2 separate regions of the Homo sapiens genome follow, and region 1 is linked to region 2. Evidence: read pairs that join two places in POLR2A ChIA-PET (ENCODE). Cell type or tissue: OCI-LY7. All regions are shown on one strand. Links, peaks and the distances in the headings refer to the core of each region. The heading gives the core; the rest is flanking DNA.

What was found. ChIA-PET counts read pairs that join two places held together with the same protein. Peaks named below come from ENCODE experiments on the same cell type or tissue, not always from the same donor. Only the 100,000 strongest peaks of a DNase experiment are listed, where the experiment ranks them.
Region 1: POLR2A ChIA-PET joins it to region 2 with 7 read pairs; 3 of 35 experiments call an interaction of 5 or more read pairs at or near these places.

The regions. Positions count from the first base shown.
Region 1 is chr20:44,870,806-44,876,186 of GRCh38, forward strand. No RefSeq gene overlaps it. Among named protein-coding and RNA genes, the nearest start is that of YWHAB, 12 kb to the right of the region's middle. In OCI-LY7, for the core only: no CTCF peak of the experiment used is centred there; no DNase peak of the experiment used is centred there.
Region 2 is chr20:45,050,790-45,056,170 of GRCh38, forward strand. The region is part of intron 10 of STK4 (serine/threonine kinase 4); the gene reads left to right. Among named protein-coding and RNA genes, the nearest start is that of KCNS1, 48 kb to the right of the region's middle. RefSeq lists a silencer at 1,041-1,110. In OCI-LY7, for the core only: no CTCF peak of the experiment used is centred there; DNase peaks (open chromatin) are centred at 822 and 2,542; H3K4me3 peaks cover 2,259 bases; H3K27ac peaks cover 2,896 bases.

The sequences.
Region 1 (5,381 bases), core at 273-5,272, 180 kb before region 2:
TCTTTGAAGTTTACTTTTGAGCAAAATCAAAGTGGCTAGACTCCCTGATCCACTGCCTAGTCCCCAGCTTCATGTGTGTCAGATAGTTACAGTGACCAGAGCAAGAGTAGCAGCAGCACCTCTGGCCTCTCAATCACATCTATGGTGACTTTGAAACAAAAGCCTCCTGGACTTCTGCAACTCCTGCTCTTCTCATGAATTTGTAACCACCTAATTCCCTATAGTCAATCCCTTTCTGCCTACAATACCTAGAGTGGTTTCTGTTCCTATCTCCTGCACAGAGGCATGACTTAGTACAGGTTGGAAGATAATATTCAGAAAAGAGACACAAAGACAAAAAGATGAAAAATTGGAAAGAAAAAGAAAAAAAAACAGTAAAATTAGAAAGCCATTTCAAGAGGTCAAACACCTGAAAAATTAGAGTTCTGGAAAGTGAAGATATAGAAAATGGGGAGAGGAAGGAAGAAAATATTCAAAGAAATAATTCATGAAAATTATTCCAGAACTGAAGAAAGTATATTTTCAGATTGGGAGAGATCATTGAGGAACAATTAGATGTTATGTGCCTCCTGAGATGACGCCATAGAAAATACAAGTCCTGTCTATAAAATATGATTGCCAAAAACTGAACTGAAATCTAATCAGGCCTCTAGATTGAACTACCAGTTTACAGGACATTGGAGGGATGGTGTCACATTTTAAAACAACATGAAGGGCCGTGCGCGGTGGCTCACGTCTGTAATCCTAGCACTTTGGGAGGCCAAGGCAGGCAGATTATCTGACCTCGGGAGTTCGAGACCAGCCTGGGCAATGTGGCAAAACCCCTTCTCTACTAAAAGTACAAAAATTAGCCGGGTGTGGTGGCACATGCCTGTAGTCCCATCTACCCAGGAGGCTGAGGCAGGAGAATCACTTGAGCCCAGGAGGCGGAGGTTACAGTAAGCTGAGATCGCTGCACTGCACTCCAGCCTGGGCGACAGAGCAAGACTCCATCTCAAAAAAAAAAAAAAAAAGAAAGAAAGAAAGAAAGAAATGAAATCTGAGCAATAACTTCCATGAGCTTGAAGGTAGATTCAGCTCCATGACCTCCAGAAAGGAATGCAGCCCAGCTGACAACTTAATTTTTGCTTTGTGAGACTCTAAGTGGCGGATCCCAGCAGACACACACTATACTCAGTCTTCTTACCTACAGAATTGTGAGATAAGAAGTGGGTTCTGTTTAAGCTACTAAATTTGTAGTAATTTGTTACAGCAGCAATAGAGAACAATCATTAGCAACCAGAATATAGAAAACTTGGCAAACAAACAAGAAACAAAAACTTTGTTAATATTAGGGAAAACAAGAAGTTCTATAATAAAGGGAAAGCCATCATGGAATACAGCTGGGCAAGGCTGACAATAGTGTATTTATGGTCACAAAACTGTAAACACTGAATACAAATTTAACTAAAATTATGATATAATCATTTTGACATGATGCATGGGGGCCTGGAGCAGTGGCTCACGCCTATAATCCCAGCACTTTAGGAGGCTGGGCAGGTGGATCACTTGAGCCCAGTAGTTCAAGACCAGCCTGGGCAACATGGTGAAACCCCGTTACTACAAAAATTAGCTGGACACAGTGGTGCACACGTGTAGTCCCAGTTACAGGGGCACTGAGGTGGGAGGATTGATTGAGACCAGGAGGTTGAGGCTGCATGAGCTGAGATCATGCCACACTGCACTTCAGCATAGGTGACAGAGACCCTGTCTCAAAAACAAAAACAAAAAAAAAAAAAAAGGAAAAGAAAGAAAAAAAGGATGCATAGGGAGGGACAGAACATGACATTTACCTGTGGGATTTGGAGGATTTGGAGAAGATGCTGCATAGGGTGTATGAGAAAGAGACAGTCTTTATATTCCATAAAAATTACCCAATAGATATTGCTAAAAGTAAGAAAATTAGGGAATTACAAATTAAGTGCATAATTTTGGTAGCAAAAGGTGGTTGCTCATAGAAGCAGGATATAGGGAAAGGTGTTAAAGACTTTTAAGGCCGGGCGCGGTGGCTCACACCTGTAATCCCAGCACTTTGGGAGGCCAAGGTGGGCAGATCATCTGAGGTCAGGAGTTCGAGACCAGCCTGACCAACATGGAGAAACCCCGTCTCTACTAAAAATACAAAATTAGCCAGGCATGATGGCGGGTGCCTGTAATCCCAGCTACTCAGGAGGCTGAGGCAGAAGAATCACTTGAACCCGGGAGGCGGAGGTTGCAGTGAGCCGAGATCACACCATTGCACTCCAGCCTGGGCAAAAAGAGCAAAACTCCGTCACGAAAAAAAAAAAAAGAGACTTTTAAAACACACACATATAGCAGGTCTTGAAGAACTATTTTCCTCTATCAACTATTCAACTACGTGCAGGTTTAGTCTTAAGTAAGAATAAAATCTAATTTTAAAGCAATTGTTAACTCCAGGGGAAAAAAATTCCAAGTAATATATAAACAAATTGAAAGAATGCTGCAGTGGTATATGTGTAAAGTGATTTTAGAGAGCAAAATTGATTGGTCCATAGTAGGAAGTCAACAGAAACTTATCCAAAATTGAGAATTTAAGAAGGAATTGTGGGGTTTTTTTTTCTTTTTTTTTTTTTTGAGACAAGAGTTTTGCTCTTGTGGCCCAGGCTGGAGTGCCATGGCATGACCTTGGCTCACAGCAACCTCTGCCTCCTGGGTTCAAGCGGTTTTCCTGCCTCAGCCTCCTGTAGTCCCAACTGTCATTTTTTTTTTAAGAAATAAACAAAGAAACAGCTGTTTATGTTATTTAGAAATATGGAGGCACATAGCAGAAGGAACAGCTAAATGAGTTGAAATCACCACCTCTTGGGAGAGGTTAGCAAAAGGATGATGGGTGCGGGAGTGCCCTTTTTCATAATGAAAACAAAATTATCTGGCTTTTGAAATTATGCATAGTGTTACCTAGACAAAAATAAGAATTTACATTGCATTGCTCTGAGATGTTCTTGATTTTATAAGATGTTTTGTGTATATATATATATATATAGTTTCATGTATTTCTAAGGATGTGGGTGGGAGGAGGGATGCTGCCAATTAAACCATGACATGCCACTGATGGTAAAACACATGATTTCAGATATGTTAAAATATGAGAATATGTATATCTTTGAATCTGTGAAATACAGTACTTTTTTAAAATAGATTTTTTTTTTTGAGGCAAGGTCTTGGTCTGTCACCCAGGCTAGAGTGCAGTGGCATGATCCATAGCCCACTGCGACCTCAAACTCTTAGGCTCAAGTGATCCTCAGAAAATTGAGGTCATAGGGTACACGGCCAGCCTGAAAACTAGACAGGACAATACACAGAATCACAGTTTACCAGGAGCAGAAGCAGCTGGAAACAATAACTGGTGGGAACATTTAAACAGTAATTATGAATTGCTGGAGGCTGACTGTGGACTAGCTTGAGGGTTTAAAAAACCCAGGTGCCCGTTCTTGGGGGGCTAGGGGGCAGAGGTATATTTTTGTGAGTTTGGCCTCCCAGAGTCCCACCAGTTTCTCACAGTGAAGATCTGAACAAAATCCCCTCACACTTTGGACAGGAGTAGGGTAAATAAACCATGTGGAAATAAGCCCAGAGTGCTCTGTTCTCTGTAGCAAAGGCCTGCCCTCAATGGATACTACTTTACCAGCATCTTACTAGCCTAGAGGAAGGGCAATTAGACAACTACAGCCTCCTTTAGCTTTCCCATCTCATGTAGGGGGAGAAAAAAAAAGCAAAGAAATTCTTCTGGAGGTTATAGCCCAGGGACTCGGGCCCGTTAAAAAAAAAACCAAAAGCTGGGAGTGGTGGCTCACGCCTGTAATCCCAACACTTTGGGAGGACAAGGCAGGCAGATCACAAGGTCAAGAGATCGAGACCATCCTGGCCAACATGGTGAAACCCCATCTCTACTAAAAATACAAAAATTAGCTGGACATGGTGGCATGTGCCTACAGTCCCAGCTAGTCGGAAGGCTGAGGCAGGAGAATCACTTGAACCCGGGAGGTGGAAGTTGCAGTGAGCTGAGATCGTGCCACTGCACTCCAGCCTGGCAACAGAGCGAGACTCCGTCTCAAAATAAATAAATAAATAAATAAATAAATAACCAAAAATGGAGATTTAATTATAAGTTTAAGCTTTCCCCTCACCAATACCTCACCAGCACAGCAACAGAGCTCCATGTAAAAACAGTGGATTACAACTGAAAGAGCTGCAAGACACAAACCAGAATTACCAAGTTTCCAGAGAAACTGCAAGACACCAAGGGAGACAAAAACAAGAACATTTGAGGAAATTGAAGTCTCTGACACTTACAGCTACAGCAAACAGTAAACACAACCTAACTCCTAGACAGACAAAAAAACCACTAAAGCCCAATTTACCTCCGTTACTATTACCTGATACATCATGCCTGACTGTCAACAAAATTTATGACACATTAACAGCAAGAAAAAACACAGTATGAAGAGACAAAGCCAGTGGCAGAAATTTTGGAATTATTGGATCAGAAATTTAAAATTACTGTGATTAGTGTGCTAAGGTCTCTAATGGAAAAAGTAGACAACAGGCCGGGTGCAGTGGCTCACGCCTGTAATCCCAGCACTTTGGGAGGCTGAGGCGGGTGGATCACCTGAAGTCAGGAGTTTGAGACCAGCCTGGCCTACATGGTGAAACCCCATCTCTACTAAAAATACAAAATTAGCCAGGCATAGCTCTATTAATTTTAGCCAAAGCGGACTTCAGAATAAGGGAAATGTCAGGGATAAAGATGAGCATTACATAATGATTAAGGGTGAGATCTCCATGAAGACCCAACAATCCTTAATGAGTACGTGCCTTACAACAACAGACCATCAAAATATGTCAGGCAAAACATACAGAACTGCAAGGAGAAATAGGGAAATCCATTATTATTATTATTATTATTATTATTATTATTATTATTATCTTTGAGACAGAGTCTGGCTCTGTCGCCCAGGCTGGAGTGCAGTGGCGCGAACTCGGCTCACTGCAAGCTCCACCTCCCCAGGTTCATGCCATTCTCCTGTCTCAGCCTCCAGAGTAGCTGGGACTACAGGTGCCCGCCACCATGCCTGGCTAATTTTTGTATTTTTAGTAGAGATGGGGTTTCACCGTGTTAGCCAGGATGGTCTCGATCTCCTGACCTTGTGATCTCCCCACCTCGGCCTCCCAGAGTGCCGGGATTACAGGCACGAGCCACCGCACCCAGCCAGGCAAATCCATTATTATAGTTGAAGACTTCAACATACCTCTAGCACTAATTGACAAATCCAGTAGGCAGAAAAAAGTAGTGAGAATATAGATGTGCAGTACCATGAATC
Region 2 (5,381 bases), core at 229-5,228:
TGGAATTTTATGTCATCTTTGGGAAAGTTTTTCACATTCTAAGATTACAAAAATATTAACCCTTACTTTGTTTTAGAATGTTTTATTATTTTTTCTTTCTCAATATTTAATCTATCATGTATTTGTCTTGGTGTTAAGAGTAAGGTAGCAATCGAGCTTTATATTTTTCTAACAACCAAGGGTTTAAAAAATACATAATTAATTTAGAATTACCAAATCTTAATAGCTTATAGTACCTAAAAGTGGCTTGTTTTTACAGATAGAAACTTTCCACTTCAAACTCTGAGTTTTAATGTTTTTCGGCTTTTAAAACCTCTAGAAAGAAACTGTGAACAGAACACCGTATTGGTTTTGGCATTAACCTTAATGCATCTCAAATAGGCTGATTCTACAGAATTTGATCCAAAGTACTTCTATGTCTTGATCCTTTTTTTGCCAAGCAAAATTGATTGTTTCTAACCAAAAGGCCTTTAGTGCTAGACTGAAAGAAAAGTAAGGTGGTCCTTCTGTGCTGGTTGTATTTTATATAATTTGGCATCAAGTACAATGCTTTTTATTTTTCTCTTTAGTTTCTTTCTTTTCTCTAGCCTTTGATGGTCCAGGCCTCTTGTTGCTAGGGGGCTTTTTGGGAGACAAATTCAAATCCTTACTGTCTAGCTCATTGTTATTGTATCTTTTAGTGAGTTCCTTTTTTCATGGTAGTTCAATAAGTGGTTACCAGGGGTCTTTCTTTGACAGTTATTACTAGCTTCTCTTGTATAGTGGGATTTAGCTGTGGGTTGATTTGTTGTGCTGGTATGTTTTCAACTGCAGCGATGCATTGCTCTATCACATGGATTCTTTTTATAGCTTCATTAGAGGTGTTTTAGTTCCTCTTTTGAATATTTATCTGAGTATCTTAGTACCTTGGCAGTCACACTATCCTAAATTATTATAGTGCCTTCTAAAGTAGATTTTGTCATTGAGGCTTATGTTTAGGTCAGGCTTGCAGGCAGGGAGACAGATTATGCCATTGTGGTTGAGAGGCATATAGTGGTTAAAACCACTGGAGTTATTCTGTTAGGGCTCATAGCCTATCTTCTCCACCTATTATGCCACCTGTCTAACCCTTGATTGTCTTATCTGTCAAACATGGTAAAGTCATACCTCTTTCATAGGGCTGTCGTGAGTATCAAATGAGATGCAGGTTGCGTAATCCCAAATCCAAAAATCCAAAATCCAAAACACTTCTGGTCCCAGGCATCTTGGATAAGGGATACTAAACCTGTAATGCACGTAAAGCACCTTTAGGACAATGGTCCTTACTGCTGGCCTGCAATAAGCACTTAATAAATGTTATTATTTTCTTCTTTTTTGGTGTTGGTTTGCTCTTCTATAATGTTACAATGCTATTTTGTTAACCTTCTAGTTGTAAAAACACACTCATTATAGAAAGTTTAGAGACTGAAGAAAAGCTTAAAGAAGAAAATGTCTCTTACAACTCTTCCACCCCCCCCAGCAATAATAATTACATTTTAACATTTCCTTCCAGTTTTTTAATACTTAGATATTATTTTACACAGCTGAGATCATTCTGCATGCATAATAAATCTTGATTTTTTTTCACTTAACATATCTTAAACATTTTCTCATATCATTAAAAACACTTGTGAAATCATTTTTAAGGGTCACATAGTAGCCCATCACATTACATTCTTTTGATTGATTTAATCATCCTCTTTTTACTTGGCATTTAACATTTGGGGCTTTTTTGGTTGGAGTTGGGTTGTTTTCAGGTCGTTCTAATATATTAAGCCAGGCTTTTTTCTTGTCAACAGGAGGTTTGGGGATTGAGTCTTTGTGATTGTTTTTATTGTTGCATTTTTTTGCCTGTTGAGTGTGTGAATTAAGCTGGGGTTTTAACCATCAGCACCTGCGCTCTCAGACTCTTGCCACCACCTTTCTGGACAATCTCCATGCTCTGCTTTTTAAACTTTTTCTGATGAGTTTCTTTTCTTCTGTGCTAGAAGAAAGATGAATGGAGACTATGTTTGGTGTTTAGGTTTCTGACCCGGCAGTGCCATGTGAATGCCCAGTAGCTAGCCAAGGTCAACAGCACTGCCTGTTAATGGCTTTTTACTGAAGTAGTCCTGTCGAGCAGTTTCTGGTGAGAAGACTATCCTAAATTGTTCTTGACAGGGTACACTATTTTTGTTTCAACTTCTTATTTTTCCTGTAAAGCTTGGTTTAAAGTATGTTGAGACTGAATTTATTTGTGCTTTGGAATATAATGAGATTTTGTGCTCTTTTCTTTCAGAAAACTAGCCAAGAACAGCAGTCTGGAAAAGACATATGTATCCAAAATTGCCAGGGAAACCTGCTGTGTAGATACGCTTTCTGAGAAACCACATGGTAAATGAATGTCATCTTTGTCTCAGAACCACAGTAGCCTGGTTCTGCTGGTGGATCGTGCTAGCTGATTTGAGCTGGGTTTTTAACTCAGTTATTGAAATGGCTTTGAGAGCAGGACTTAAATGCCTGCGGTTTTTGACCTCAAGAGGTTGCTTAAAACAGTATCAGCCTGTGTGAGCCTGAGACTGTTTTTCATTTCCTTTGTTTGGTTCGGAGACTGCTTGATCCATGGCTGCTTGGCAGGCTTCTTCTTTAGCGTTCATTCTTGTGGCCATTTATTCTCTGATATTAAACTACAGGATAATTTTAATCTCAACTACATGGTGAGAAAAAGAGCTGAGTCCAGACTGGCTCAGAAATGGAGCCTAAGAACTGCAATAAGTATCCTAGCACCTTAGGCCCTAGGAAGGACTGTTCCATAGTTAACTTCTGTGTGGCTTCACTGTAAGCACAGGTGACAGATGGGCATGTCTTGAATTCCTAGAAGCCATTGTCTCTCTCAATCATCTGTTCCAACACTGTATCAGAGAATGATAAACTTTCAGAATTGAAAAGGGTCTTAAAGGACATATTTTCCAGCTCTTGCTATATTTCCAACAAGAGGCATCATCTCACATTTGCTTGACTACCTGCAGTCATTTCTGAGAAGAGGGAATTCCACAAGTTGGAAGTAGTTCAAATCATTGCTCAAAGCTGTGTGTAAAGATAGTAGTTTTTTTTTGTTTTTTGTTTTTTTTTTCAGCCAAAATTTGTCCCCAGGGAACCTCTATCCATGAAATTTTGATTACTTCTCACAGGAACTTTAGCAAAAGTTAGTTGGGATTGTCTGGATTTTCCGTTTTGCAGATAGAGAAAGCCACCATCTCTTTCCCCTAACTACTTAGTACTATGGTAACTTGGGTTTAGGAAAATTTGCCAGTTCATTGTTACCAAGGCAAGTGACTAAATCGTGGGTTCTCTGTATGCTAATGCTGCCCCGCATATAGGCTTTACTGCTGTCCGTGCTTCATTCTCTCTCTGTTTAGCTGAGAAAATGAGTGTGAAAGCACTTAGCCAATAGTAGTAGATGTTGGGTGACATTTCATTAAAAGTGCAGACTCCTGGCCAGGTGCGGGGCTCACATCTGTAATCCTAGCACTTTGAGAGGCCAAAGCGGGAGGATCCCTCGAGCCCAGGAGTTTGAGACCAGCCTGACCAATGTAGCTAGACCTTGTCTCTACAAAAAATTAAAAAATTAGCCAGGCATGGTGGTGCCCACCTGTAGTCCTGCTACTCAAGAGGCTGAGGCAGGAGGATCACTTGAACCCGGAGTTTGAGGCTGCAGTAAGCTATGATTGCACCACTGCACTCTAGCCTGGGCAACAGTGGGACACCCTATCTTTTTTTTTTTTTTTTTTCAAAAAAAAAAAAAAAGGAAAAAGTACAGACCCCAGAGTCAGACAGAACCTGATTCAATTTTGATTTCAACCACTTGCGGGCTGTGTTAACCTCAATGGATTATATAATTCTTCAAACCTCAAATTCCCCATCTGTAGCACTGGGTTAATAATTATAGCTGTAAGATTTAATGAAGAGCAAATGAGATTAATACATATAAAATACTTAATGTATGGCTGCTAATAATGAACAGTTAATGCTTAAAAAATTCTGGCTTTTATTATTGCTATTGTTACTATTCCTGTAATCACTGTCCAACAAGGTCCCTGAATCTGCCCTCTCATTAAGGCAATACAGGCAGAGCTTAACCTTCTCTCCCACCTGTCCTTGTGATTTCTTCTCTCCATAGGACTACCCTTGGTATTCATTTTCACCTGATTTACCAAGAATAGCAATATAAGCATCAAAAGAAGGGGTGGGGATGGGCATGTACACAATTTCTCTGGCCCCTGGATATCCCTGCTTCTCTTACATGGGGAGGTTTCAGGAGTGACCTTGTTACTCTGCCGTGTTGTCAGAACTGGAGGTTGGGCGTTAACTTATTTTTTCTCATTTTCCTGCCTTTAGGGAAAACACGTATATTCAGAAATATCATGGTTGTCTCTATTTTCAGAGATGGTTTCATCCTCTGTGGCTCTGTCATTTGAGTATGTGTTTTTAACAATCTACTCATTCCACTTTGTCCTTGTGGTCTAGATTTCTTAGTAGTCAGTTTTGTTTGGTTTCACTCCAGATGTAGGTCTCTGCCGCTTCCCAAGACATCTTAATTTCATGCACATTTAAAAATTTATTGGCATCAAGTTTCAGATTTTAAAATTTGCAGTATCTGTATTTATAGCTTGCTTTTCATTCCTGTTATTTGTTTCTTCTTTTTTTTCCGGGGGGTGGGGATCAGTCTTATCAAAGTGTAATTTTTTTTTTAAGCCCAAACCAGCTTTTGGTTTTGTTGATCCTTGCTACTGCACATTAACTTTTGAATTCATTAATTTATGTTCTTACATCATTTTCTTCTTTCTGCTTTCTATGGGTTTATTTCTCTTTTCTTCACTTGGACAATTCAGCTTACTAATTTTTAATTATCTTTCTTTTCTTTTTCTTTCTTTCTTTCTTTTTTTTTTGTTTTCTTTTTCCCCGAGACGGAGTCTTGCACTGTTGCCCAGGCTGGAGTGCAGTGGCATGATCTTGGCTCACTGCAATCTTTGCCTCCCAGGTTCAAGCAATTCTCCTGTCTCAGCCTCCCGAGTAGCTGGGACTAGAGGTGCACACCACCATGCCTGGCTAATTTTTGTATTTTTAGGAGAGACGGGGTTTCACCATGTTGGCCAGGCTGGTCTGGAACTCCTGACCTCATGATCTGCCTGCCTCGGCCTCTTAAAGTGTTGGGATTACCAGCGTGAGCCCCCGCGCCGGGCCCAATTATCTTTCTTTTCTAACATACATTTAAGGCTGTAAAATTTCCTTTAAATACTATTTCAACTACCTGCCACAATTTTTTGCTATGTAATATTTTTGTAAAGTCAGATTTGTTGAGGTTTAATTTATATGCTATAGAA